Linked DNA regions of Mus musculus: all the other regions are linked to region 1. The links are chromatin loops, found by intact Hi-C in ENCODE. Cell type or tissue: left cerebral cortex. All regions are shown on one strand. Each heading gives the region's core, and the rest is flanking DNA. Links, peaks and the distances in the headings are about the cores only.

Evidence for each region. A loop is a pair of places that touch in the nucleus more often than their neighbours do. Peaks named below come from ENCODE experiments on the same cell type or tissue, not always from the same donor. Only the 100,000 strongest peaks of a DNase experiment are listed, where the experiment ranks them.
Region 2: a loop joins it to region 1, with 2.3 times the contacts of the local background. A loop is called at or near these places in 2 of 42 quality-filtered maps.
Region 3: a loop joins it to region 1, with 2.7 times the contacts of the local background. A loop is called at or near these places in 3 of 42 quality-filtered maps.

What each region holds. Positions count from the first base shown.
Region 1 is chr8:70,410,579-70,420,283 of GRCm38, reverse strand. All of the region lies in intron 1 of Crtc1 (CREB regulated transcription coactivator 1), which reads left to right. Among named protein-coding and RNA genes, the nearest start is that of Crtc1, 24 kb to the left of the region's middle. In left cerebral cortex, for the core only: CTCF peaks have their summits at 2,153 and 4,599 (motif pointing left); DNase peaks (open chromatin) are centred at 2,103, 3,123, 3,955, 4,573 and 1 more place; H3K27ac peaks cover 4,003 bases.
Region 2 is chr8:70,350,042-70,359,746 of GRCm38, reverse strand. Upf1 (UPF1 regulator of nonsense transcripts homolog (yeast)) reads left to right here and starts at 6,468. Exons shown (of 24, transcript NM_030680.3): 1 at 6,468-6,969. The coding sequence starts at 6,754. In left cerebral cortex, for the core only: a CTCF peak has its summit at 4,495 (motif pointing right); DNase peaks (open chromatin) are centred at 6,711, 7,040, 7,865, 8,259 and 2 more places; H3K4me3 peaks cover 3,108 bases; H3K27ac peaks cover 3,185 bases.
Region 3 is chr8:70,482,358-70,492,062 of GRCm38, reverse strand. It overlaps Tmem59l (transmembrane protein 59-like), which reads left to right and starts at 4,715. Exons shown (of 8, transcript NM_182991.3): 1 at 4,715-4,895; 2 at 5,691-5,835; 3 at 5,929-6,026; 4 at 6,236-6,388; 5 at 6,881-6,983; 6 at 7,217-7,331; 7 at 7,412-7,529; 8 at 7,629-8,208. The coding sequence starts at 4,746. The coding sequence ends at 7,760. 1700020G03Rik (a long non-coding RNA gene) reads right to left here and starts at 4,256. Exons shown (of 2, transcript XR_870493.2): 1 at 3,209-4,256; 2 at 1,372-3,125. In left cerebral cortex, for the core only: no CTCF peak of the experiment used is centred there; DNase peaks (open chromatin) are centred at 4,779, 5,146 and 5,460; H3K4me3 peaks cover 3,064 bases; H3K27ac peaks cover 1,359 bases.

The sequences.
Region 1 (9,705 bases), core at 631-8,630:
CAAATTTGTTTAGTGAAGTGAGGGGGTGAACAGTCCCCAAGCCTGTTCACCCTAGGCTATGTAACTAGACCCTGTGTGGTCGGTCACCTGCCCCACAGCCTCCTGCTGCCTCCCATCGTAGGTCCCTACTTACATGGGGCGTGACTCAAGCACAGAGCTTAAACCCAGTAAGTGTCCCATACTTAACCAGCCTGGCAGGGCCCAGCCCAGCCAGGAGTGGGCGGCAGCTGGTCAAGCCCTCAGCTCAGCACAGAAGGGCCCAGTGCTGTGCACTCCCGCAGGAAGACCTGACACCTCTGGGCTCTGCCTGGTCTTAGCAGGCTGTTGGTGCTGCTTCCCTGAGGACTTGAGGTATGTGGGTATTCTAGGCTTTCCACATTTTCATTGTTTTTGAGACAGGGTCTCTCATGTAACCCAGGCTGACTCACTGTGTGAAACCAAGGATGACCTCAAATCCCTGATCATCTGCCTTCATCTCCTGAGATTCAGGCTCGTGCCACCATACCTGCTGTATGTAGTGCTAGGAACAGAATCCAGGGCTTTGTGCGTACTTGATGAGTATCCTGTGACTTAGCTACAAGCATTCCACCTACTGAGCTCCAGCTCCAGTCTCCAGCACAGCTAGGTTTTTTTGTTTAGATTGGTTTGGTTTTTGTTTCTTGAAACAGGGTTTCTCTGTATAGCCCTAGCTGTCCTAGAACTTGCTCTGTAGAGCAGTCCGGCCTCAAACTCACAGAGAGTTGCCTGCCTCTGCCTCCAGAGTGCTGGGATTAAAGGTGTGTGCCCAATGCCCAAGACACCTCCCATTGACTCATGGGACAAGCTGGCTTTAACAGAGACTCCTTTCTGACCTGTGGCCCCTTGGTGCCTCAGTTTCCCTTACTGGAAACCAAAGACTCAGAAATGTCTCTTCCCTTTGTGAGACCCCACTCAGGAATTGGAACTTGGCCAATTGGAAGGGCTGGGGTACCCTATGGAGGAATGAGGGCCCCACAAAAACAGCTGTTCTGCACAGACCCCAAGGGACCCGTCATAGCTCTGGGTCCAAGTGCCTGTGTCCAACCTCCACCACCGTCTGGAGAAACAGCCGGCGCCGCCCGCCACAGACCCGCTCATTCCCGGGTCTGGAAATTTGGCAGCGGCTACAGAGCCTGATTAAAGCATTCCGAGGCTCCGCCGTGCTTGTGTACGGAGTCTGTGTTTATAGTGGGCTGGAGAGATGGGGGAGGCCAGAGGCCCACGGGGGCTGTGCTGACTCAGCCTGGAATCTGCATGCCTGTGTCCTCCTCCATGTATTCTATCAACCTGGGCATTGTTCCCTTCTGAGGGCAGAGTGCCCTCAGTGTACCAGGTCATCCTGGTGACACAGCAGAGCAGAGATAAGAACCCAAATGATACAAACATGGTGGCTTATTATTCCCTGTACTCAGGGACAGAGACAGGTGGATCTCTGAGTTCAAAGCCAGCCTGGTCTACATATTGAGTTCTAGAATAGCCAGAGCTACATAGTAAGACCCTGTCTCAAAAATAAAATAATTTTTTAATTGGAAAAAAAACCCCAAATATAAGAGTTGGAACCTTTGGCTCTTTCAGAATCAAAAGTATGAAGATCAACTGGGTAGTAGTGCATGCCTGTCATCCCAGCACTGGAGGCTGCAGCAGGGGCTTAGAGCCAGTCTGGGTTATATGAGACTATCTAAAAAAACATGATCAATCAGGCAATAGAAGTACCCGCTGCTCTGCACAGACCTGAGCTTGGCTCCCAGCATGTCTTTAGGGACCTCGGAATCCGACACTTCTGGCCCTGTGCACTCCTGCAAACAGGTGTGGTTCGTGCACACAATTAAGACAATTTAAATGAAATCATAAAAATAAAAGTTGAGCTTAGTGGTTGGTGCACACTTGTAGCCCCAATGTTCAGATGCAGGGCAGGAAGCTTAGAGTCTGAGATCCTGTCAGGGCAGAGCACTTGTCTAGTGTGCTTCTAGTCTTAGGCTTCACCCCCAGCACTGCGAAAACAAAGAGACCCAAAAAGGAACAAGTGTTGGGGAGGAGGTGAGGCTGGAAGCTTCGAGCTTGTGGGAGTTTGACACATGCAGCTGCCGGGGAAGACGCCACAGCCAGGGAGCCCAGAACTGCCAGGCAGCGCCACAGCTCCCCCCCTGGTGTGCAGCGAGTCAGCTCCCACTCCTCCAGGTGTACGCTAGGATCTGTAGGCAGGGGCTCCAGCGCACACTTGCATACTTAGGTTCACAGATTATTCCCAACCGCCAAAAGATAGAAAAGCATGCCTAGTGTCAGTCATCTGAGAAATAGATAAACAGTGACGCTGTGTGCTCCTCCTGGGGCATGCAGTGAGCCAGATGGACCCCAAACACACAGGACATGACAGAAGCCAGACTTGAAAGGCCACATCTTGTATAGCTGTGGGGCCGAGAAATGTCCAGAACATCTAGAGAGATGGGAAGCAGGGTTGGGGCTGCCAGGGTGAGGAGGGACTGGCCCGAGCCCCTCGCACACTGTCCGTAGTTGCACCAGGCTGCCCCTGCCAATCCCTCATCACTGCCACACTTAAACCTCGGGTGCTCTAGGTTACTGGATTGTGCTCGGGTGGGTCCGTCAGGCATGTAGGGCACGTGAGAAAAACATATCCTGGCTCTGGCTCAGGCATCTTCCTTTAGACTTGCAAGGGAGCAGAGAAGGAGACGGTGGGTGGCTGGGGTGAGCACATGAGAGCCTGAGTGCTGGTCCCCACGCCCTGCTGAGCATAGGGTCCTGCCTTCAGTCCTCAATGGCTCGTATGGGTCCTGACTCCCATCCACGGCAGAGAGGGGAAGAATCTAGAGATCAGGTATTTCAAAGTCTTAGAATAGGGGCACACAAACCCTCTCCACAGGAGTGGATTGGATGAGAGGTTACAGTTCTTGTCCCCATCTTCCTTGCCACGCTAGAGCCCTCTCTTCCCATTGTTGGAGATTGTAGCAAGCCAGTCCTTATTGCCTGGTGGCTGGTTCTGCTCCACCTAGGTGAGCTGAAATCCTCGTGTGAGGCCATGACAGTGCAACAGCCTGGCTCTGTGGAATCTAAGAGCTTAGCTGTAGGGAGCAGATGGTACCTCTCCGGGAGAGCTTGGGGACGTGGGTGGTGACAGGGCTGGGGCAGCATGGGCAGGGGAGGCAGTCAAGGTGTCCGATGTAGTGGGGAAGGAGTCCCAGTCTCTATCTAGGCGTGGCTTCAGTGCTGTCTTAGGTCCCTGCCCTTGCACACACTCCCCCCAAGGCCCTTGTCCCTGCCCTCCTGCACTTCAGCAGCTCCTCCAACTTTCCCTGAGCTTGCTGCCTCCTGCTGTGCTTTTAGAATCCAGGGAGATTAGCTCTCCCTCTCAGAGAACTCTGGATAGGTGGCCCAAGGGTGGGGCCCCCCAGGACTGTGTGCTATCGGCCTCTCCTGGGGTGCATGCTGCCCTAACACTAGGAAGGCCAGGGTTAGTCTTTGAGCCTCTTTCTCCATTTCAGCCATTAGCAGAGGGGCAGCTGCCCTGTCCAGGCACAGCAGCTGTGTCCCCACCTGAGGTCCCGAGAGCAGCTCTTCTGGATAATCCTGCAAGTGTTTTTCTAGCTGCTTTCCTGCATAGCCAAGCCCTGCTTCTCTTCCAGGCTCTCTTCCTGGCTACCATGGAGGTGACAAGCAAGCAGGAGATAGCCCTCTGTTAAGGAGGTTCAGATGGTAAACTGAGGAATGGAGAGTTCCATGGAGCTCTAGTCAACTGCCATGCCCCTTGCTGGTTTCCATGCAGAAGCCCTGAGGTAGCTGCTGCTGGCTTATCTGATGCAAGGCTATGAGGCTGGAAAGAGCAGAGGGCCAAGCCAGTGGAAGGGAAAGCTGAGCGTGCAGGGAACACACATCCCTTTCGTAGCCTTCCCCTCCTACTCTTTCCTACTAGACTCTCTGCACAGGACAGAGCCCCAGTGTCAGCTGGCCTGCTCTCTTTAATATCTTTACAAGGCCAGCCTGTTGCCATGGTGACTACAAGCAGTCCTGGCCTGCCCAAGGCCACTCCATCTGAACATTGAGTCTAGGAGGGGATAGTGGGCGTGGGGTTGCTCAGATCTCCTAGGGAAAATGGGGCCTGCCAGGTCCTTTCCCCAGGAGATACCCAGAGTGGCTCCATACAAGGCCAGAGGTGGCTTTTTTATGACGCGCTGGTCATACCATCCCAGGGAGTTTAGCCAGAGGGATGCCTCCACTGAGCTGTCCACCTGGGGAGGTGCTCCATCTGCAGTGGGAGGGGGGGGTCCCCCGGCCCCCTATAAAACAGCCCCACCACCACCTTAGCTACCTCCTAGCTAGGCAGGCCATGTCTCTTTGGCAGGCATGCCTCTTTCCCAGGCGTGAGTTGTCCATCAGGGGAGTAGACTGTACTGTGTCTCCCCAGCAATGTGTCTTCATGCTCCAGAGGCAGGGGCTGTGACCTTATGCAGAACTGAAGTCCTTAATTAGGGGGCTGGAGAGATGGCGCAGGACTTAGGAATTGTAAGCACTGTTCTTGCAGAGAACCTGGATTCCTTCAGGCTCCAGGTGTTACAGTGCCCCCTTCTGGTATCTTCAGACATGTGCACATGCCTACACACAGACACCCACCCACCCATGTAATTAAAAATAGAATAAAATACATGGTTTTGTTTTGTTTTGTTTTGTTTTTGAGACAGGATTTCTCTGTGTATCTCTGACTTTCCTGGAACTCTCTCTGTAGACCCAGCTAGCCTCTGTCTCATAGATCCACCTGCCTCTGCCTCTTAAGTGCTGGTATTAAAGGCATGCACCACTATACCTAGCTAAGATATATGTTTTATAATATAGTCTCAAGGTGATTCCTGGGTTAAGGTGAGAGCCAATTCCCAGGGCTGGCTCAGTGCCCTTTGGTGTCTGTTTGGGTTGGGTGTCAGGAATTCTGTGGACACAAAATTCCCATACTTAGGTCACTTTCTGATTGGGGGTGCTATGAGAGTCTGCTAATTCTTCTAGAAACTTCTCCACTGAACTTGGTTGGGTTTTTTGTTTTTGTTTTTGTTTTTTTGGTTTTTTGAGACAGGGTTTTTCTGTGTAGCCCTGGCTGTCCTGGAACTCACTCTGTAGACCAGGCTGGCCTCGAACTCAGAAATCCGCCTGCCTCTGCCTCCCAAGTACTGGGATTAAAGGCCACCACCACGCCTGGCCCCACCAAACTTGGAATACCTGTGTAGTCTTCAATTTTTTTTAAAATCTACTTTTTTTTTTTTTTTTTGGTTTTTTGAAAACCTACTTTTAATAAGAGTTCTGAAATGCTTTAACCTTCCTTCTAGCCCATCACCCTCCAGAGATAGTGAAAAGAAATAGTGTATTAGGATACAGGGGAAGTGAACCATACCTGTTTAGAAACAGTTCTTTGGGACGAGTTCAATCTCTAATTGTCAGGATATCAGGTGTCTAGTTCAGTTGTGTCAGGAGAGCAAACATGAATCAGCAGTGGTGGCATGACCCAGCAGAAACACCCAGGCCTCAATGAATCAGCACAAGTCAGCAGGAGCCACCAGGACCGGCAGGAGAAATTCTATATTATGCCTCTCTGAATGAAGTGAAAATCAGCAAAGATGAAGATATGAGTGAGACACTGAAGCATTGTAAGTCCAGCCATGCAAGCTTGCCATCAATGTTGGGTCCTATGTGTACTCCCTCCTCCAAACATCATGTGTCCTTCCATGGGTATTGCCTCACCACGTGAGTCTGTCTTAGCAAAACTCAGCCGACATCACTCTGCCAGTCATCCCAAATCTGAGGAAGTAGCCAGAAGCTGCCAGAAAACCACCAAGAGTTTTGGTGCATTTCTATGAAGTGAGGACAAACAATGGTAATTAAGGAATGGCAAGGTGTACCAACACCATCCAGTGTCGCCTGCGTCTGTTGTGTCCTTCTTGACATCATGTGTCTTCTTACATGTTTGCTTTAGCAAAACATCCTCTCACATGTGTCTGCTTTAGGAAAACATGTCTGCCCCAGCAAAACACCATCTGACAAAACTGACTTTCCAAAGAAGCCACAGGTTTCCACTTCACAGCTGACTCCACCAAGCTGTGGGGATCATCACAGTGGCGTAGGAGTCGGAGGAGTCTATGGGTTCTTGTAAAGCTGACCTTTCTGGGTGCTGCTGATCATGGGGCTCAAAGATACTGAGGTCTGTGCCATGCGAACAGAAGACAGAAGTGGACATGGACTGAGGCCAAGACATAGGAGGTACAGTGTGGACTGTAGATGCTAGAGCCATGACCCCAAGTCCCAGGCTGCCTTGGGTTTGTAGATAGACAAGACAGAAAGGAGCCTCCAGGGGAACGGAGGCGAGGAATGTCCATGGCTTCAAGCCATCCTGCTTGCGGTAGTTGGGTAGCTCTAGGATTGTAACCCAGTCTTACCATATTCAGTTGGGATTTGCTGTAACTTTAATTTTTTAATATTATTTTTAATGATGTTTTTAAAATGTTTTAACCTCTTTTTAGCACACTACCCAATAGAGGTAGTGTAAAAGAAAGGATATAGGGGAAGTGGAACTGTTTAGAAAAGTTTTTTGGGAGCAACTTTGTCAGTGTTGTCTGGAAATTGGCAGTTCAGTTCACAGGTTAGCGGCGGCAGCTCAATCCACTTGTAAACGTCTCATGGAAATACTGGGGCAGCAGCAGCAGTGGCACCACCTAATAAAACAGCCAGGCCTCAGCCTCGGCTCGAGTCAGCAGGAGGGACCGGGAAGATTGTCAGGAGAAGTTCTTACCACAGGACAGCAATGTAAGGTACAGTAGGGACACTCCCACCCTGACTCCAATGGCCAGGCACTGCTTTGAAGGTCAGCTGGATAGAGGCTGACTTTCTAGAAGGATCCAAGGCTGCAACCAGCAGGCAGGAAATGAGGCTAGGCTTGCAGGTTCCACTCACCTGCCCTGGTTCTGAATACAAGCGAGCACAGTCTCAGGGACTCCATACTGCAGGCTCATGATCCAAGAGTGTAGGTCAGCTCGTGGCCAAGAGTTGTTGAGGGCCATGGGGTGGAAAGCAGAGCCTATGGCCAAGCTAGTGATGAAGTCCTTTCTGCAGTCCGGATGGCACCCAGCGATGCAGAAGAGTGGTGCTTGGAGCCCTCTAGCTGTGTCATCTGTTTTCTCTAGTGGCACCCACCTGTAATCTCAGCACTCAGGCTGAGGCAGGAGGATTACCAACAATGGGGAAAGTGAACATGTGAGTGCCTGCCTGCCTACCATCCATTTAGGTGGGCTCTCTGAATCATGGAGAAGGCTGTTTGGAGAACTGGAGGTCCTGACTTTGGACCCTGGGCTTGACCTGCAGTATTTGAGCTAGAAGGCTGTGATGTTAGCAGCTGTGAGGGTGGGAGAGAGGAGGTGCATGACCAGTGTGGGCCCTGAACTCTGCCCAGGGCAGCCAGGAGTTGCTGTAGCTCCTGAAGGTCCCTCAAAGGGCCAGTGTCCATATGGCAGTCCAAGGTGGCCAGTGTGGCCTGAGGATAAGTGGTCCTCACTCTTCCTAACGCTGCAACCCTTTAATAGAACAAGTTCCTCATGTTTTGGTGACCTCCAACCATAAAAAGATTTTGTTAGTACTTGATAGCTGTATTTTTGCTGCTGTTACGAATTATAATGTAAATATCTGATATGCAGGAGATCTGATTCGCAACCCCTGTGAAAGGGTTGTTGGACCCCAAAGGGATCTCAACCCACAGGTTAAGAGCCACTGCTTCAGATGCAGTGTGGACTATCCAAGGTGGGCAGCTCCAAGTGAGCACGCCATTCACCCCTATTTCCTCACATTTATTTATCTATGTGCTCATTTGCTCGTGGCCATTATTCATTCACTCATGAACTCATTCATTTATTCACATGCTCCCTCACCCATGTGATCAAGGCTCGCCGGTATGTCTCAGGAGCACAGCATAGTGGGAACAGGGCGTGTGGTTTGGCAGTAGGCAGGGGTGGGGGTGGGGGTGGTACTTACAGGATACAGGCTGAGATCTCATCACCCTAGATTCACTGTCTGCCCTGACAGTGTGCTGGGAAGCCTCAGAACTCTGAGAGCTTTTGACTCACAGTTACAGCTTATTCCAGGGCAAGGACAGAACTTAAACCAGACAGGTAAGGAGTGAGTGGCCTAGAAGACATGAGACAGACCTTTCAATTGTCCCAAACCCGTGGCATCAAATGAGTGTGGTCAGCCTGCTGGCACCAGAGTATGCCAGCACAGCTATATTGCCAGGGCATCTGGGTTCTTGTGGGGCTCAATCTTTCAGACTGAGTAGCCACTGTCATGGTTGACTTCAGTGTCCAGTGTCTAGCTTCCTCAGAGGTCAGGCTGATACCAGGTTGCCTTGATGCTCCAAGTACATAGTGACACTCCTCAAAAATGTTTATCCATCCATCTATCCACACACACCCCCATCGTGTGTGAAAACATGCTGTGTGTTCTGGGGTTCAGAGCCTGCCTGGTCAGCTATGGATCCACCAGCTTGCACAGCCCATCTTTCATCCTTGTTGCAGAGACCAAGTCTTGATAACAAGCGTTGGGTGCTCCTGAAATTAGAGGAACAGCTCTGGAAAGTCAGCCCTGATAGGGCAGGGCACCACCCCGCCTGCTAGCCCTTGTGCACCTGGGTTTTGAGTTTTTGTTTCATAGCTGGCTGGCCCACCTGTGCTCAATCTTTGAGGCTCTTAGGTGGCTTAGCACATTGGGGTTGGGTTGGCGAGTTTTTCCCCTGGTATCGTTGCTGTTGCTCTAAAGGGGGAGCTATGGTGCTTCCCATCACTGTGGAGAGGGCCTGGCCTTGGCCTGCTGTTCACTTCACATGCAGACTACCAGGTGTCCCCATGGAGGTTAAACTAACAGAAATCCTCCACTCCTCTAGTAACTTGCCTTAAATTTTCCTGCTTCATACAGCTGTTAGGGTCTCATGTAGCCAAGACTGGTTGTCCTGGCTGGTTTTATGTCAACTTAACACAAGCTGCCGTCATTAGAGAGCAGGAAGCCTCAGTTGAGAAAAATGCCTCCATACGACTGAGCTGTAAGCACACCTATAGGGCATTTCCTGATCAATGGGGGAGGGCCCAGCCCACTGTGGGTGGTGCCATCCCTGGGCTGATGGTCCTGGGTTCTGTAAGAAAGCAGGCTGAGCAAGCCATGGAGAGCAAGCCAGTAAGCAGCACCCACCCCTCCCTGGCCTCTGCATCAGCTCCTGCCTCCAGGTTCCTGCCCTGTGGGAGTCCTGTCCTGATTTCCTTCAGTGATGTACTACAATGTGGACATGTAAACCGAATAAACCTTTTCCTCCCCAGTTTGATTTTGGTCATAGTGTTTCATCACAGTAACAGAAACCCTAAGACCCTGGCCTTGACCTCCTGCCCTTCCTGCTTCAGCCCCCATCCTGAGTGCTAGAATGACATGTATGAATTGTGACCTGCCACAGTTGTACTCTGTCAGGGTGGACATGCTGAAGGCCTCCAAGTCACCTGGGGACAAGGGGTACAGGCTGGACCTCTGTTTCCTGTGCAGCTCTGTGTGTCACCCAAGATGAGCTTGGCTGCTCCGGGGCCTATGTAGTCCCCACCACACCAGCCTGGATGCAGGGCAGCTGCAAGGCCTAGGGTGCTGAGCAAGGTGGTGACAGCCTGGATGCAG
Region 2 (9,705 bases), core at 648-8,647, 61 kb after region 1:
GGGGCAGAAGGAAGTGCTGGAGCTTGCTGGCTGGCTGCCTAGCTCTGGGCTCTGTGAAAAGTGCCACCCGGCAGAGGCTGGAAGAGGAGAATGCTAAGCAGGACACCCGACACCTCTGGCGCTCTGCCACATTCATAGCCTAGGCCATCCTTGTGAGTGAGAGCATGCATAACTTCTGTTCTTCACCATGGCCACCTCACTCATGGGCACCTTGGACAGTGACAGGGGAGGCCAGGAAGGAGGTTGCCTGTCTAGAGAATGCAGCATACTCTCCACCCACTTATTCATCTGTGCTGGGCCAGTGAGATGTCTCAGCAGGTAAAGGATGTATTTATTTATGTATGTATATAAGTACTGTAGCTGTCTTCAGACACACCAGAAGAGGGCATGGGATCCCATTACAGATGGTTGTGAGCCACCATGTGGTTGCTGGGAATTGAACTCAGGACCTCTGGAAGAGTAGTCAGTGCTCTTAACCACTAAGCCATCTGTCTAGCCCCCCTCTGACTTCTTCATATGCACTGTGGTAAGGGCTCCTCATTTCAATAATAAAATAAGTGTAATTTTTAAAATGCTGAGGTCCCCCATCAGTGTATATCCACGTGGGATGGGTCTCACTACCTAGAGATTTGTCTACACAGTCTATCCCCAGTCCCATTTCCTTCACCAATTCTCCTATTCTGTTCCTTCCAATCTCCTGGTCTCCCATCAGAAGTCACAGACACGGCCTGTGAATCAATGTGTAATTACAGGACCAGATTGTACTACCTCCAGAGTGAGCACCAGGTGTGCAGGTAGAGGTTCTAGCTAGCCAGGAGGATCGGCCTTCAAAGGCATCCTCCAGGGATGTCGCAGGGCAGGGCTTCAGCTCCACAGCTGTCCACTGTGGGGTTAGGGGCTGCATACGGTGCAGAACCATCTACAAAACAGGCCAAGTCCTCTGCCTTCTGTGTAAATCACTGGGGCTCCCCAGGATCTGAGCTGTGATGGCTGAGCTAGAGTAACAGCTGTGAGGGCTGTGTGTATTTGATTATTCTTTGGTTTTGTAGTTTTAAGATAGGCAGCCCTGGCTGGCTTGGCACTTGCTGTGTAAACCTGTAGGTTGCCCCCCAAACTCACAGAAATTCCCCCTGCCTCTGTCTCCTGAGTGCTGGGATTAAAGATGTGTACCACCAACCTTGGCTTTATTGATTTATTTTAGAAACAGAATCTTGCAGTGTAGCCCAGGCTGGCCTTGAATTCATAATCCTCCTGCCTCAGCATCCCCAGTGCTGAAGCTAAAGGCTTGCACTACAGCAGGGTGTGGTGGCGGACGCCTTTAATCCCAGCACTTGGGAAGCAGAGGCAGGCGGATTTCTGAGTTCGAGGCCAGCCTGGTCTACACAGTGAGTTCCAGAACAGCCAGGGCTGTACAGAAAAACCCTGTCTCGAAACCTCCCCCAATCCCCCCTGAAAAAAAAGCATGCCCTACCATGGTTGGATTGAGCTGTCTTTCTCTGAGACCTGGTCTGAACTCAAACTCAATATATAGTTTAGGATGACCCTGAACTCTTGATTCTCCTGCCATAGGGCCAGGTAGATTTTAGATTTTGAATTATGTATGTCATTGTGAATGTGTATTGTGTGAATTGTGAATGTGTGGGAGTGTGTATGCAATTTGAGTGTGTCTGAGTGTGTGTATGAGTGTGCATGAGTATGTGTATTGTAAGGGTGTGAATGTTTGTGTGAATGACTGTATGTGCATGTGTGTGAGCGTGTGCAAGTGTAAGTGTGTGTGTGTGTGTGTGTGTGTGTGTGTGTGTGTGTGTGTGTACATGGGTTCAGGTAGCACTGGAGGTCAGAAGAGTCCATTAGATCCCCTCAATCTGTAATCTCAGGAGACTGAGTTGCCCACTGTGAGTTCTGGGAACAGAACTGTGTCTTCTGTGAGAGTAACAAGCCCTCTTATTCACTGAGGCACCTGTGCTGGCTGGTACTGTGTCAACCTGACACAAGCTAGAGTCATCAGAGAGGAAGGAGCCTCCCTTGTGGAAATGTCTCCATGAGATCCAGCTGTAAGGCGTTTTCTGTTAGTGATCAGTGGGGGAGGGTGCAGCCTATTGTGGGTGGGGCCATCCCTGGGCTGGTGGTCCTGGGTTCTATCAGAAAGCAGGCTAAGCAAGCCATCAAGCAGCCCCCCTCCATGGCCTCTGCACCAGCTCCTGCCTCAGGTTCCTGCCCTGTGTGAGTTCCTGTCCTGACTTCCTTCATCAATGAACAGTGATGTGGAAGCTTAAGCTGAACAAACCCTTTCCTCCCAACTTGCTTTTTTGGTCACAGTGTTTCATCACAGCAATAGAAACCCTGACTAAGACACTATCTCTCAAACTCTTGATTCATTTATTTGATTTATTTATTTGCTTTTCAGATTGTTTCATTATGTAGACCAAGCAGGCCTGGAGTTCTTAGTCACCTGCCTCATCTCCAGAGTGCTAGGACTAAAGGTTCTGGCCTTCTGTTTTGATTTTTAAAAATCTTTTAGATTTATCTTACAGGTCTGGATGTTTCCCTTCGGGTACCTTTGTACATCACGCTTGTACCTGGTGCCCATGCCAGGTACCCATGGAGATCAGAAGAAAGTATCAGGGGTTACAATTGCCACGTGGGTGGGGTGCTGGGAACCAAACCCAGGTCCTCTAGGAGAGCACCCTGTGCTCTTAACCTCTGGGCCATCCCTCCAGCCTCCTATTCTGATATTTTTTTTTTTTGAGAGAGAGGGCCTCTCATAATGTTGCACAGGCTGGGATAGTGAGAAATTTTACAGTTTTGGTTTCTTTGAAAAACACAGAAATATTATAAGACAATGTTTTGGTCACTTTAATCCCAGGTGTGGAAGATGGGGCAGCTTTGTTCCCAGTGTCCATGGCAGCTGACTATGATTTGTCCTGTGCTCTAGCAGGGGCGTGATTGTGCCAGCTGCAGAGAATTTCTGTAACTGTGTGGCTCTGGAACACTGGGGACTTTTCAGAGGGTATACAAATGTGAAAGCCCCAAGAGGGGTGGGGTGTTGGTTAGTGATTCGTTGCAGTTTGCTATGTAGTTACGCACAAAGAAGATACACAACAAGAAGAAATTAGATATCCTGATGGCAAAGATCAAAGCTGCCTGCAAGGAACTCAATAACTCCTAATCAGCAGGAAATATTCTAAACCTATTGTGGCCCCCTTTTCAATCCCTGACTTTATTTAAAGATCTCTTTCTTCCTTTCCTCTCTGTTTTTTTTTTCTTTCTTATCTAGTTTTAGGGGATTGAAATATTGGAAGAAAGAAGAACCCACAAAGTATCTACAAGCTGGTCTCAAATTTGTTCATCTGAGATGACCTTGAAATCTTGTTTATCTCCTGAGTGCTGGGGTGGGGGAGGGGGTGGGGCCAGCTGTGCACCACCACACCCAGCTTGTGAGAAGTTGGAGACAGAACACAGGGTCCTGTGCAGTCAGATAAAGAGGTGTCCTACTCAGTTACCAGCACTGTACAATAACTGAGCTCCAAGCTGAGCCCCAGTACCAGACTTTGGGCCACTTCATTATGTATCTTTCCTGTCTTGAAGTCTGAGACCCACCAAGTGGGTTCATCTTCCCATGGCCGGAGGTTACAGACCATCAGACATGAGTCAGTATATAAACTACAGGTCTGGCCATTTTTCCTTCCTAACAAAGTCTATTATTTAAAAATAAGAGAAGGAGAAGGAGAAGGAGAAGGAGGAGAAACAGAGTGGCCCCACACTTCCTCTGTGACCTTAGTTTAACAAAGCACACATTGCTGTGACACTGGGACACTATTGAGAAATCTCAGACATGCATAGCCTGAGCACAAGCCTGTGTGTACAGGACATTCGCCACAGGAGCCCTTGACTTCAGACGATGCTAGGTGTGCCTCCTCACCCTCCAGCTTGTGTGAGGCAGGGTCTGTCTCAAAAAACAAAAACAAAATTTTTTTTGGTCTTTTTTTTGTTTGTTTGTTTTTGTTTTGTTTTCTCTGTATAGCCCTGGCTGTCCTGGAACCCACTTTGTAGACCAGGCTGGCCTCAAACTCAGAAATCTGCCTGCCTCTGCCTCCCAAGTGCTGGGATTAAAGGCATGCACCACGCCCGGCTAATTCTTTTCCACCGATTTCAGTGGGACTGAGAGCACACCATGTGCCACATGCAGGATTGGAGGACTCCTGCCTGAGAAGAGGTCTTGAGCAATTACTTGTCTTGTTTAAAGATTTAATTAATTTTTTTTGGGGGGGGGTTCTAGAGACAGGGTTTCTCTGTGTAGCCCTGGCTGTTCGGAACTCACTCTGTAGACCAGGCTGGCCTCGAACTCAGAAATCCACCTGCCTCTGCTTCCCAAGTGCTGGGATTAAAGGCGAGTGCCACCACCGCCAGGCTTAATTTTTTGAGACAATGGTTCTCTTGTTTATCCTGAATCTCACTTTTTTTTTAAAAAAAAGATTTATTTATTTATTATATGTAAGTACACTGTAGCTGTCTTCAGACACTCCAGAAGAGGGCGCCAGATCTTGTTAGGGATGGTTGTGAGCCACCATGTGGTTGCTGGGAATTGAACTCAGGACCTTCAGAAGAACAGTTGGGTGCTCTTATCTGTTGAGCCATCTCACCAGCCCCGGAATCTCACTTTTTAAACCAGGCTGGTCTCGAACTCTCAAAGATCCTACTCCAAAAAGACAACTGAAGTCTGGACTCTGGTGGTTTAATCTTATATCCTGTTGACTGACCCAAGAGGTTGATGAGATGGCTCAGTGGGTAAAGGGGCTTGTCACCAAATCCGAGTTCCATTATTAGGAGAGAACCAATACCTGTAGGTTGTCTTGTGATCCCACACATGTGCTGTGCATGTACAAGTGTGCCCACACACAACTAAATAAATGTACTAAGAATTGAAAAACAACAAAGCAACAGAGAACCTTTTATTGAGCAGTGGCTACAGGCACTACTGTCCCTCTATGGAAGGTTGCAGCGAACTGGGCTAACTAATCCTTGGCCTGATGGAACATTTACTTATCTGTTTTTGTTTGTTTCATTGTGTTTTTTAGCCAAGTTCTAATATACCTCAGGCTGGCCTCAAACTTGCTATACAACTTAGGATGACCTTGAATCCTTGCTCTGTCTCCATCTCCAGAGTCCTGGGAGACTGCGCCTCTACACTCAGCATCTGTTTTTGTGTGTTTTGAGATGATGTAATGTTGGGTGTCCTGAACTTCGCTCTGTAGACAAGGCTGGCCTCAGAGTTACAGAGATCTCCCTGCCTTCGACTCCTGAGTGCTTGGATTTTAAGGAGTGTCCTTACTGGGAGATCCACCCAAGCAGAGGCAGCCACCCTCCTGGGTTTTTCCCTCGCAATAAATCTCGTGTTAGGTTTGTTGTGTGCTGTGACTTTGTTCTATTTCTTGGCTCCCAATTGCCAGGATCTTTTGGAGCACAGCTGAAACACTTTGGGGAACCACCTCCACCCCTCCCCCTGCCCAAGCAGAGCAGATACACTTCTGTGGGGGGAATGCCTTTCCCTTCAGAGCTGCAACACTTACACTTCCTCCACTGAAGAGTGGGAAGGAAACCCAGGGAGGAGTGTTTCTCTAAGTCTCGCAGCTGGCTGTGGATGCTCATCAGTTGGTAGCTTCTGCCTAGCACACAAGAGCCCTTAGTTCCGTGGTCAACATTGCATGTACACCTGTCACCCCACCACCAGGCACTTTGAGGCAGGAGGATTCCCCCGAATTCCAAACCAACCATGGTTACAGTGTGAGACCCTCAATCAAAACCAAAACAGGCCGGAGAAATGGCTCAGAGTTGTGCACCCAGCGCTTACAAGAGGAGCTCACATCCATTCATAACTAGTTCTAGGGGACCTGACCCCTTCTCAGCGATTCCCAGGCTAGCTCGGACCAGTGCGACTTGATCGCAAGACAAAAGAAGCATTTATCTTCACAGGCTTCAGGAGTGCTCGGGGTAGCAGTGACTACCATTTGGCAGAGTCCCCGCTCCCTACTCATTTATTCAATCGATGAATACTGAGAATGGCCACGAGCCAAGTGACAGACGGGGTAACTAAGGTTCAAGGAGTGCAGGTGCGTGGTCCCCGTGCCACAGGCTCCACACCCAAAACCTTCTGGAGAGAGCCTCAATCAGCACCTAACGAACATCCAGCCCTGAAGCCCGGAGGTGAGGACGTCGCATGCGCGCATGCGCACCGCTAGGCAGCAGTTGGGGCGGGGCCAAGTTCGCGAGCCCAGGTCCTTTAGGCGGTTGAAGGCCCGCCTCTTCGCGCAGGCGCACGGCGAGTTCCGCCCTCCCGCTTAGCTCCCAGTGCTCCGGTGCGGTTGGCTACTTTCCGGGAGGAACGCGCGCGCCTGCGCCGGCGTCGGACTCGCGCACGCGCATCTGTGCCGGCGTCCGGCTCGCGCACGCGCACCGCAGCGGTGGCGGCGACGGCGGTTCCTGTCCAGGGGTCTGAGAGCGGCGGTCGGCTTTGAGGCGAGCAGCGTTACGGAGGGGCGCGGCGGCGGCGGCGGCGGCGGCGGCGGCGGCGGCGGCGGCGGCAACTCAGAGCTCAGAACCGGCGGCCCGGCTCTGCTTTCGGAGGCCGACTCGGAGCCCGCCCGGCTCTCAGGGCGGCGGCAGCGGCTACTCCGGATTACGGCCTAGGCCTAGCCGAAGCCTCGGGCTCGAGTGCGGTGAGGCGCCCGCTGAAGGCGCGGCCCGGGCGGCAGGATGAGTGTGGAGGCGTACGGCCCCAGCTCGCAAACACTCACCTTCTTGGACACTGAGGAGGCCGAGCTGCTCGGCGCCGACACCCAGGGCTCCGAGTTCGAATTCACCGACTTCACCCTTCCCAGCCAGACGCAGACGCCCCCCGGCGGCCCCGGCGGCGCGGGAGGCCCGGGCGGAGCGGGCGCAGGCGGCGCGGCCGGCCAGCTCGACGCACAAGTGAGTTGAGCGGCGCATGGCGGCGCCGGAAGCCGGGCGGGCGCGGGAGCTGCGGCGCTAGATCCCAGTTAACCAGCCTTGGGCCCCTGTGAACCTGAGCCAGGTCCCAGTTAGACGGCGCTGGTCCGAGCTACCGGCTTCAGGTCCAGTTAACAAGCCTGGGTAACTGCTTCCTGCTCTGGCTCCTTAAACATTAAGTCCCTATTGGCCAGCTCCAGTTACCCACCCTGGATTCTTGTTTAAACTGCCCAGGTACCCGCCACCTGCCCTAGGTCTCTGGTACCTTATTACCAGATCTGGTTCCCGTTACTTGCCCTTTTCCCAGATCTCTGCTTCCACCCTATTCCAACTACCTCTTCCAGGTCTACCTGCCACAGTCATTGCCACCTGACTCAGGTTCCTGCTACCTGCCCTAGTCCTTGCTGCTCTGGCCCACCCAGCTACCTACCATCTTCTCTGATTCCCAGCCTCTTGTCCCAGCTACTTGCCACCTGTCCTTTTTTCCTCCACCCTGCTAGGCTGGGCAGTGACCTGCATTAGTGTCCCTCCTGTAGCGCAGGATCTGCTCGGCTCAAGGCTTAAGCCAGAGCTTCCCTCACTCCCCTCCTAGGTATGTCTAAGGTGACCTGTCCACAGTTGCTATCCTCTGGACGGACCCACATTGCCCTCCAGGGTCACCTGTTTGGCTAGTCCAACCACCCCATCTCACCCTTTTGCCACTTCATCCACCACCCCCTCCAGCCAGGGTTCAAGTTCAAGTTTGGGTTAGGGGTTCCCTGGAGCAGAGCCAGGGTTTTGTCGCCTCAAGTGGAAATAGCCCACTTTGTGGATGGAGAGGTGACTGCCGGTTTGTTTTTCCTTCTGGGTTGCCTGTTGCTGAAACCGGTGTTATGTAACTCCTAGGCTCTGCTTGGAAAAGTTGGGTTTGAATTTTGTTCCTTACCCACAATGGGTACCACATGGGTGACTGTGCCTTGGGGAGGGGCTTTTGTTTTGAATGATAGGCTGCCGATGTAGGCATTTCAGGTTGGGCCAGGGCCAGGCCCCCTCTGCCTCCCCATCAAATGCTCTCCCTCTCTATGGCTGGCTTGGTGTCAGGCACCTCTTGGCTTTGTTTTCCTGTATTCTCTCGGGGAGGGGGGGGAGCTGCAGGCTAGAGCCACAGGTGTTCTTGTAGTCCATCTGTACTTAGGGCTAGGGAGCCACCACCAGTCTTCAGCAGTGATCTCAGACCGCATTCTGGGAGGGCCTTCAAGCTGGCTGGTTGAGTCATGCCTGTGGGTAGACCACCCACTTGGGCTCATTTTCAGCCCGAATAGAAGGAGAGGGCTGACTCAGCTCCTGTTGCGATGCGGATCAGGTGTGCCAGCTTGTTGTTTCTAGCTGTTTACCTTTAGTGTAAGGAGGTGGGGAGAGGGCAGATTGCCTGGAGGAGTGAGGTGGCCCTGCAAGCTAGTCCTCCTGTTAGTCTCCCCACTGGGTAGACCTTCCTTGTTTCCTTTGGGCCTCATGGACCTGGAGAAGGGCTGTGATGGCGCAGTTGGGGAGACGAGTGGAAGTGGCCTGCTTCATCTCAAGGTCTTTTAGCTCTAGCTAATGTGCAGAGCAGACTCAGGCTGTGCGTGTGCTCACATGGGTGTGCCCTGCTCCGCCAGTTGAAATCATAGATTGAGCCATGAGCTGCCACCCACCTGTGGCCTCTCATCACAAGGAAGGGAGGGAGCGCCTTCAATCCTGTATTCGGAGGACCTGCATCTGTGGGGAGAAAGTGAACAGAATTGGAAAGTGGAGAGAAACTCCTTCCTTGCATACCCAGGGCCCTCTGCCACCAAGAAACATTGATTTTCCTTATTTGTCCTTTGAGGTAAATGGGTCACACAGCCTTTGTTCAGGGGGTCCAAGGAGGCTGGACCCCCCACCCAGTAGGTTGAGCTCCTCCTGTTGGCCAATGGAGGTCCTCTCCCAGCTTTATTGAAGCAGGGTCATGGAGCTTGCATTTATCCCTGGAAAGCTGGCAGCACAGTGGCCTTTTGGGCCAACATCATTAATACCAAGTAATATCCTAGCATCCCGAGTCCCTGCACCCTCAGCTTCTCTTCAGCCACCAATAGTCCTGTGGCCTCTGTGGATATAAATGTCCCAGGCCCTTCCTGTGCTGGATAGATAGCATAGTATACTTGTCCTGTGTCTGTTGTGTTTGTGGCTCACTACTTTGAAGTGCAGACCAAACTCGGGGCCCTGTTATTGTTGGGCAGACACTCTGTAGGCTCTGCCTACCTCCTCACTTGCTGTCATGACCTGAGTGCCCCTTGCTGGCATGTGTTGGTGTTTTCTTTTTGCGACGGAGTGACTGCACAGCACAGACCCGGAAGGTGCTTGTGGGAGAAGTTTGTAGGGGAAGCTTGTTCTGGAGTCTTGTGTGGCTCTGGATGCTGACTGGGTAGAGATTTGACCCTGAAGTCTAGATGTTATCTCAATATCAGAGAACCCCCATTTTCTGTGCGAAAGGCCCCACTATTCATTAGAACCCTGAAGGTCCAGGTAGAGTGTCCCTGAGATATGACAGGCTGTTTTTTTCCCAGTTTTTGACTCTCAGATTCCTATTTCCTTGGAGTACTGAAAGGTGACTTTAGTTGTCATTTGCATACAGGCTTGTGGGAGAAACCCCCCCTGTTCTTCTCTCCTGAGCACTGCTCTCACCTTTCTTTTTGACAGTGAAATCAACGGGGACAGGAC
Region 3 (9,705 bases), core at 1,121-9,120, 71 kb before region 1:
TCTCTGGCCTGCAAGGTCTTTGCTGGTGGGGCGGCGCTTGAAATGCGAGTTCCCGGGTGGTCCCACCCCACGGGTTTGGTAAAGGCCCCCAGCCACAGCTCCCTGAGAGTAAAGGGCTCGATTTCTCCCATACAGCCGTTCCCTTGGAGGCTCAGCCCCTTCCTTAAAGGTCCTCCAAGAAGCTTCAAATGACAAAGGAGAGAAATAAAAACTAATTCGGCCACTGCCATTTTGCTGGGGGCAAACTAGGCCACTTGTGCCTCAGTTTCTTCTTTTGTACAGTGGCTAATCTGGGACCAACTTAAAAGTTTACGTGTAAAGAATCAAGTACGGGAAAGAAAATCCCCCCAAACTTAAAACCTGATTAGCACGGTGGGATGCAGAGGTGGCACTGGCTTGCAGGTCTCCTCTGAGAAATGTGGCCAGGTGGCCTAAGGCTCTGTGGAGACCTGGGTCTTGGCTACATTTCCAGGACCATTGCCGCCCCTCCCCCACAACGCCTATTCGCTCCGGTCTCCATATAGGTAGAGAGGTAGGAATCTCGACTCCTGGGAGGCTTTTGGAGCAAAGATCTTTATTTTACTTGTTCCCGAATGCTCCTCCTCCCAGTCCCGGGTGGAAAGGGCTAACTTCCCCTATGCACCCAGGTGCTGCAGGCAACGACCTGGGAGCTGCGTGACTGAATGCTTTCCCCTTCTTCCCATACGTACAATCCATCAGCAATCCGGTTGGCCCTGGTTCCAAAACACACCCCCATCCTGAGCTTCTGACACACCCCTCTCCTGGTCCAGGCCCCTCATCCTCTTCCCGGGATGTTGCAGGCCCTCCTCTGGGCTCCTTCCGCCTCCCGGGATGTTGCAGGCCCTCCTCTGGGGTTCCTTCCGTCTTCCTTCAGTCTTTGTTTTCGTCACAGGCAGAGGGACTTTGAAAGAAATGAGACCCAACTCTGCCTTGCCACCCGTGCCCATACCAGATGCTCCCCTCTCCAGCTCGCTGGCTGTTTGGGCTCGTTGTTTTCAGGAGCCTTCCTTCTTTGCCTGTGGCTTCGGGGAAAACTTCCCTCGCGCCTTTTGTGAATTCCCACAACTCCCCAGCGACACCTTCACTCTTTCACCGTCTTTGCAGCACAGCTCTTGAAAGCGCCTGCTCTCTAGCCACTTACTTCATTTTGCTAGTCCTGAATACCTGAGGGCTTCCCAGATTCCATGCTGCTGGGCCAAGCGAGGGCCAGAGGAGTTCAGTAAATACAAAAAGAAAAAGTCATAAAAGAATCCTGTCCCTCCAAGAAGCCAGAAAACAGCATCGGCTAGTGTCCTGCCGCTGGGTTTCAGAGCAGGGTACTGCACACACCCCTCTTAGCTGTCTGACCCAAACTGGCACAGCCCTCTCTGGTGTTTAACCCCTACCCTCTGGATGACCTTTTTACCCTTTGGGGCAAAGAAGTTGGCCTTAAGGTGCACCCATCCTTTCCCTGTGTTCCCGTGGAATTAACTCTTTCCTCGCCAGTCCAGGCCTTTCTTTGCTTAGGAAAGGAAGGTAGTTATGGTGTACTTTCTGACAAATATTGACCTAAGTCATTGAAGGTGGCTGGGAATGTTAGAAGGGGTGGGTGGAAGGGCTCTTTATTAGCCCTGAACATTTTACCCAGGAATCTCCTGTGGAGGAACAAGGCAGGTTTAAATCAGAGAAATTTCCCCAGCCTCAGATTCCCAAATGTGAACCACTAAAGCTTTGCTAGAGCAGCAGGGCCAGTAAAAATCAAAGCCTGCCGGACTCAGAAGGGCAGAGCGGGGACCTGCCCTTCCCTGTGACCGACCATTCCTCCAGGAGCAGCCCTCCCCCTCCTGCCTGTACCTGGCTGCGCTCTGAGCAATGGGGTATTGAGAGTCTGCTTGAGGGCCTATGGGTGCTCCAGCCTTTCTCCCGGGGACAGCCTAGACAGTAGGGACACCAGACCTCAATTTTATAGTGTTTTGCAACTTAAGTACTAGATATGGATGTGGGGAGGTCCCAGTCTGGATTTGGGTGCTCTGGGGCCAACCAAGTCTGTGGTCCTTGTTCCTCTGCATCCTCAAAAGACTGTTGCTGAGTCCCAGGATAGCCAGTCGTATGGGGGAAGCACCGCACCCCTCCTCTCATCGCTCCTCCCTTGACAGCAGGCAGCGGCGCCACCCTGCCTTGCCGGGCTGGACTCCGTTTGGGGGTGGGGGTCAGCAGGGTCGTGACGAAGGCGGCCAGGGACAAAGGGCGCTTGTCTGCGGCCTGCCCTGACCGGGTGGCTGCTTCCCGGACGCCGGGAGTCCGCTGATTCACGCGGACAGCGCCCCCCGCCCCCGCCGCGCCGCCCCGGGGGGTAGGAAGTGGAGGGGGGGGGGAACGCGGGGCGGCGGCGAGTCAACTTTCCCTCTTAAGCCCCGAAGGAATGTCGGCGGATTTCCTGAAATCCGACCCCGGCCGCCCGCCGGCCGCCCGCCCCTCACCTGGGCCAGCTCCCCCGGGAACGCCAGGAGGGGCGTCGGGGCTCACCTGGGGGGCCGGGGTCAAGTCCTCTTCCGCTTACCCCCAGCGGCCTCGGGGAGCGGAAAAGGAGGGGGTGCTGGAAGCCAACAAACTTACTTTCAGCCCTGGGTCGCTCTGACTCAAACCCTCATGCCTCAGTTTCTCTCTCTGCAAAGAGTCATGGGAAGTTCTTTTTTACACTGGACGATGACCCCCCACACACACACACACACGGTGTCACGTGGCCCAAGCTAGCCTCGATTTTTCGGCCATCCTCCTGTCTCGGTCTTTCTTGTTGAGACTGTCAGGCCCGCCTTGTCATCAGCCCCCATCCTCCCTAGCTTGGCAGCCTCTGTTAGCCCTCTTCTGTATCATGTCACCTAAGCCCATCCCCTGTGCCATTCCGGGTTCCAATGACCTAATTTGGAAGGGGGACAGCCCTACCCTATAGGGTTTTTGTCAGAGAAAAAAGTCATGGCAAGAAAATCTTTGTTGAAAGGAGTGTTTGTTTGAAATTGAATGAAGGACCGTAATTGCAGAAGGGTTAAGTGCCCGGGACTCTGCAAATGACAAGTGTGAACTTGAATTCCGGCTCTGCCCAGGCGTCCGGGTGCCAGGTTTCCCACCTGTAAATTGGGGAAACAGGCTTTGCGTTTGGTTTCTTGAGACAGGGTCTCGCTCACTATAGAGGGCCAGACTTAGAACTCACGTCCTAACCCAGATTGACCTGGACCTCGCACCGATTCTTCTGCCTCAGCCTTTCCGCGTGTTGGGATGATGGGCATATGCCAAGGCGTCCGACTTGAGGAAACGGTTGGGGTCCCAGCGCACAGGGACCGTGCCCAGGGTGCGCTGGTGGAAGAGAGGCCCAGCCCGGGAGGGGCGGGGGAGGGGCCGCGCCGGGATCCAGATGTTCAGGTCCGCCAGGCACAGCCGCGCCTGATTAAGCCACGTGGGGGCCGGCCCCGGCCGCTGAGATGAAAGCAAACGGCCGGCGGGGACCCGGGCGCGCCAGCCCCTCCTCCCGACCGGAACCTGCGGCTCCCTGTGACCCGACGACCCTGCGAGCGGCCTCCTCGTCTACTGGGGCGGAGCGACTGGACGCGCAGGCCGCAAGGCACCTGTGCCAAGCAGGCCACTGGGGCTCAGAGCCCGCGCCCTGGCGCCCGGACGGAGGAAACCGTGGAGACCTCCGAATCCAGGACGGAAGCCACTGTGTCCCTATTTGCTTCAAGTTTTCCCACCAGATGGGAAAAGTGAGCGGCTCAGAGGCCTTGTTAGAGTGCTGGGGGCCTCCGAGTCCCAGGGAGACAATGGGTTCCCTCAGGTCTGTTTTTCCGCACTGAAATGGAGGGAGACCACCTTAAGTTTTGCTCCCTGAAGTTCCTCGAGGACTTCCTGGAGGAGGCAGCTGCCCCTAGAGTACCTCCCCCTAGAGTCTTAGTGTCCCGGAAGCAGGCCAACTGTGGCTGGTGGTCGGCTAGTTTCCGCGCCCTCAGATGCTTCAAATCCACCCCGGCTCCAGCTCTATGGTCCTGCTCGCTCCTTCTGGCCTCCCTTCTCCTCCACTCCCTCTCTCTCCACTCCCAAGTCTTTGTCCGCCTCCTCCTGGTCCTCAAACACCTCTTGTTTCCCCTCCTCCCTAACTGTCTTCCTTCCTTCTTACCATTTTTTACCCCTCCCCTCCCCCACTTTCCGTTTTCTTCCTCTTCTCATTCTACCTCCCCCTCCATCCTCCCAGGCCTTCAACCTCCTCATCCTCTTGGTCTCTCTCTCTCTCTCTCTCTCTCTCTCTCTCTCTCTCTCTCTCTCTCTCTCTCTCTCTCTCTTTCTCTCTCTCTCTCTCTCTCTCTCTCTCTCTCTCTCTCTCTCTCTCTCTCTCTCTCTCTCTCTCTCTCTCTTCTTTCATTGCCCTGTCCATACTCCTCTTCCCTTTTTAAAAAATTCCTTGACTAAGGATCTTAGATGCTCCCTGCCCCGTTGCTCTTGGCCTTCATCCCTGAGTGGCCTGAGATAGGCCTGTCACCGTATCTAGCCAGGTCCTCTTTGTCATTCCCGGCACGCAGATCCAAGTCCGGTCAAAGAGCCGGACCATGAGTATCAAGAATATGTCCCCGACCGGAGTAGAGATTCACCTGCCCGCCCCGCTCGCCGCAGCACACCCCCCCCCCCTTCCCAGGCTGCCTCGCTCAGTGACGTCAACACCCGGTCCCGCATCCCAGGGCCCGCGCTGCGCATCTTCAGCCATGGCTGCGGTAGCATTGCCGCTGCTGCTGTTGTTGGCGTCACTGGTCACCCCAACCCCAGCGCGTGACCCCTTCGCTCCGCAGCTCGGGGACACTCAGAGGTGCCAGCAGCGGTGTCGCCAGCACCACCCTGGCTCGCCTCCTGCGCAGGTAACAGATGGACTCTCAGGAACCCAGTGACTGGAAAAGGAGAGGGACCTGAGTGTAGGACCCTCAGATGGAAGAGGGGATGCGAGTACCTGGTATGCTAGTGCAGATTGGGGTCCTGGGAAGGGGCCTGGATGGGGGAACCTCGGATGAGAAAAGAGCTGACGTGGGGTTCCTCAGGTTGGCAGAGGGATGCGGGATTCTGAGAGTCCCTAAAGAGATGTGGGAGCCAGAGAGTCCTCTAGAAATAGTGGGGCGACAGGATGGAGGATCTTCAGGAGTGGGAGGAACTGAGGTGCCTGCAATGAGGGTGTCTTGAAGGGGGAGGGGTCTCTCAGAACTGCCCTTCCTTCTAGGAAGGGATCAATTGGCACCTGGGGTGAACACTGTAAGTGGGGACATGCCAAAGGGAGGCTGAGACCTGCACCTGAGAGGTCCTGGAGCACACCCCACCCACAGTCCAAGGCTACTTGGTGCTGTCCCTCCTTCCCCCATGGGCTCTCTTCTCTTCCCACGTTCCTCACTGCCTTCTTGGAGACAGTTCTGCTCCAGGCTGTTCCCAAGTGCAAGCTCTGCCTCTCTCTGAGAAGCCCTCTGCCAGCCTCCATCCTGGAGAGGCCACTGTGCAGGCCACTATCCAGCCTGCTTAGAAAGCTGCTTGCTGTTTCTCAGAAGGCACCCCTCCCCCCATGATGATCCTGGCTTTCTGAAACCTGACTTCAGTCTCGTGGATTCTTAGGGGGACCCCAGCCTTCTTCCCCGAGTACCTTTGCCTGAGTCTCTTATCTCCCTTCCCAGCCTGAGCCAGAGGGTCCCTCAGAGTCCCCGAATAACAAGGCTATCCTGATCAGTGCTTGTGAGCGTGGCTGTCGGCTTTTCTCCATCTGCCGCTTTGTGGCCAAGAGCTCTAGGCCCAATGCCACAGAGACAGAATGTGAAGCAGGTGAGTCCTCCAGGGCTGGGTGCACTTTGGGGGTGCCTGCAGCAGAGGTATCCTGGGAAGCAGCTCCCAGTGACTCCATCCTGTGGCCCACAGCCTGCACAGAAGCTTACGTGAAGGCAGCGGAGCAACGGGCCTGCAGTGAGGGGTGCTGGGGCCAGATCCCTGAACCTGAGACCCAGCTGGAGCAGAAGGTGAACCCCCTAACCTATAAATCCCCATCTCAAAACCAAGCACTCAAAGAAAGACTGTGTGGCTTCTTCCCCTTAAGTGAACACAGCTGACATATGGCAGGGCAGGGGTCCCTGTTGGATACTGAAACTCAGGTTTTCTTACACTAGTTGTCTAAATCAGCACAGCCCAGTTTTCCAGCACCAGTTTGTCTTGGGCTTCCTCTTCCTAGGACTTGGCTTTGGACCCGCCCAGGGGGCGCCTCTCCCTTCGGTACCTGTTTTCCATGCTCTGTAGCGACCTGATGAGTTCTGCCCAGGGCTTTCTATCCTCCTCCTGGACATATTCCCTTCAGACAGACAACCGGAAAGTGGTGGTGTTCCAGGTGAGAGAACAATGGCACAGTGAACCGGAGTGGCATCCCGTGGTTGCCTCATGGTATATGAAGTCCTCATGAGAGAACTTCAGGCAACATTACATCCAGGAACACTGTTCTTGCTATCCATGTAGGTCCCGGTGACTGAACTCAGTTCATGCGGCCTGGCAGCCATTACCTTAGTTCACTGAGCCATATTACCTGCCCTCTGTTTGGGGCTTTACCTGAAAAGGGTTTACTCTGATTGGCACTGGCTGGTTGGGTCACATGACCATGTAGGTCAATCCTGTAATTCTGTGTCGTTGGCTTGGGCATCTTCCTGTTTCTAGGGATCATCAGAGGTGTTAAGGCTAATGGATACAGCCCATGGGATGGTGTTCTCCCGCTTGACTCCTGGGAGAACTGGGGGCCACCTGGACAAGGAACTCTAGCCCTCTTGCATCTGAGATGAGTCTGCCAGGGCTCAGAGGGTACCTCTGTAACATTTTGTTCCCTGCTCAGACTCAGCCTGTAGCAGAGAACTTTGCATTCCAAGGGAGCCATCTGCAGCGAGTGGAGGTGACCTGGAGGAGGTCCCACCCCAAGGCCCTAGAACTGCACATGGGTAAGATTGCAATAGATCCATGATCAGTGTCGTGGAATCCATAGTCTCCCAGGGTCCAGTGGTCCCAGGATTCATGGTCCACCTCCACATTCTGTGGGTCATATTCCAAGATCCCTTGCACCTCTATTCCAGCCCTACACATCCTCCTGCCCGAGTCCTGGCATCTATTTCCCACTCCTTACCAGGCTGTCCTTCTAGCTGAGACTGGGACTGAGATGCCCCCCACCTTTCAGACCCTGTAGGCCCCTTGGACAAAGTGAGGAAGGCTAAGCCCCGAGTGAAGACCAGCAAAGCCAAGGTAGAGTCTGAGGACCAACAAGAGAGTGACTTCCTCAGTTGCATGTCCCGGTAGGTGCCAGTGGTCTAGGCTGGGCTGGGCGCAGATATGGGAGGCTCAGGTAGCTGAGCGATGCCTGTCCTTGGTACAGGCGCTCCGGGCTGCCTCGATGGGTCCTATTCTGCTGTCTCTTCCTGTCCATCCTGATCATGCTCTGGCTGAGTTGCTGCACTCTGGTCACCACACCAGGCCAGCACCTCAAGTTCCAGGTGAGTAACAGTCATGATGGCTAGGGCTGCATGCTGGGGGGGGGGGGTCCTGCTTGCCTTGGGAAGCCAGACAAGGCTCTTTTGCCCCAATCTATACAGCCTCTAACTGCAGAACAGCACAAGGGCCTCTTGGTGGAGTCTGACTGGCCCTTATACCCACCCCTGCCGCCGCCTGCCTATGAGGACAGCACACCTCCTTACAAGTTGAAGCTTGATTTGACCACGCTGTAATCTCCAGCCTACTGCCAAGTGCAGGGGCCTCCCTACGTTCTGTACCCTAAATCCCAAGGTCAGGTTGGGGACCAACCTTGGGCTTATCCACCCCCCAGTCTTCCCTCCCTCTCTTGCCAGCACATCCCTTAGTCCCCTTGAGACAAGTGGACCTAAGTGGCCGAGAGAGGAGGGTCTGGCCTCCTTGGCCCCCCATCTTGCTTTCCCAGGGGCTGGCTTATTGACATTCCTCACATGTTCTGAGTATGGAACCTCATCTGTGTTGCTTTTTCTTTCTCTGTGTCCTCACTGTGGGGCTGAGGTCTCAGGGGCTCCCCTCTGCTAAGGTTCCTTCCCTTTGTCTCTGGAAACCCAACCCCACAAGGACAGAGTGGTGAGAACTCCTTCCTGGGAGGAGATAAGGAGATATAAACCTTTAAATAAAGTGAATAAAAAATAGGGTGGCTGAGCCTGCTTCAGTCTGTGCCTGCCCTAGGGTGGGCTGGGTGGGTTGGGTTCTTCCAACTCTGGAGAAGCCCAGGAAGTTCTTAAAGAGCAAGAGGGACACAAACAGGTCACAAACCTAGTGAGTGAATGTCCCTGACAAAGCCCGTCCCACCTGTGTAGCCTGAGTGAGGTTGTGCCCTTTACGGACCTGATGGCCCTCCTGTAAAATCAGTAGGTTACCCCCTTGAAATCTGCTGATAATTTTGTGATTATCTGGCATCCCTTTTTTCTCTTAGGGGCAGAGCTCTGACCCACTGCTAACAGACTTAGAGCCCCCTGTGGAGTAAGAAGATCCTAGGCATGAGTCCCTCACTAGGGGGTTCTAGGCAAGGCTACACCCACGAGCCATGCCCCCAGCCTCTTACTGGGGGTTCTAGGCAGGGCTCCACCCCTGAGCCACGCCTCCAGCATCTCACTGGGGGATTCTAAGATGTCTTTCAGCCACTGAGTCGCACCTCTTGCCTTTATTATGCGGGCTTTGTTTTTTGGTTATGTAGGCCAAGCTGGCCAAGAACTGTCAATATTCCTCCCTCAGTCTGAAAGCGAAGTAAGTGGGGTGTGCCATTAGGCCCTCTTGCAATGACTTTTGGAGTGTATCCTCAGTAGCATGAATTCTGTGCACAGGCTGCAGAGGGCCTCACTGCTGGAGCACTCTTGTAGCAATCCAAACACCTTGGCACTCTCCCTGGCACTGGGAAACAATGACCACCCCTATACACACACACACACACACACACACACACACACACACACACACACACACACACACAAAATTAAGTGCCTACTCTAACCAGTTAGCCCAGTTCCAGTCCTCACCTCTGGGAACCTCTAAGTAGCCTCCGTTTTTTCCTGGAACTCTACCTTATTCCAACTTCATGCTTGTCCTCTCACCTCCTGATCCACCTTGGTTTCCTTGACAACCCTAGATCCTCTTGCCCTTACGACCCTCTCCAGTTTCCCTCCAAGTCCTATCTAGTCAAGAACAAGTTTGATTACTGACATGGATGTCTTCTGGTTTCTATTGTCATACAGCACCCCCAAATACAGCTGTACCATCAAGGTCCCCACAGTCTAGTTGGAGTCACCAACCCTTGCTCACTGTAATCTAGTCACAGGATCACAGAAATCTGTCTTTCTTCCCTCCCTCCCTCCCTCCTCCAGGCTGGCTGCTTGACCCTCCTGCCTCCACCTCCCAAGAGCTGGAATGGCAGGTATGGGTCACCATGCATAGTTGATACAGTGCTGGGATGGAGCCCTGGGCTTCATAGGTATGCGGGACAGAGTTCAGCCCTTTGATCCAATTTGAGCCTGTGTTACCTGTGTTTCTCTTTACCCGGTTTGGCTTTGACTGCAGCTTTCCTGCCTTTACAGTCAGATCACAGGATTTGCAGTACCTCAGGGACACCTGGAATGGCTTGGGAAGGACTCAAGTATCCTATGAGGAACTCAAGGCTGCTCT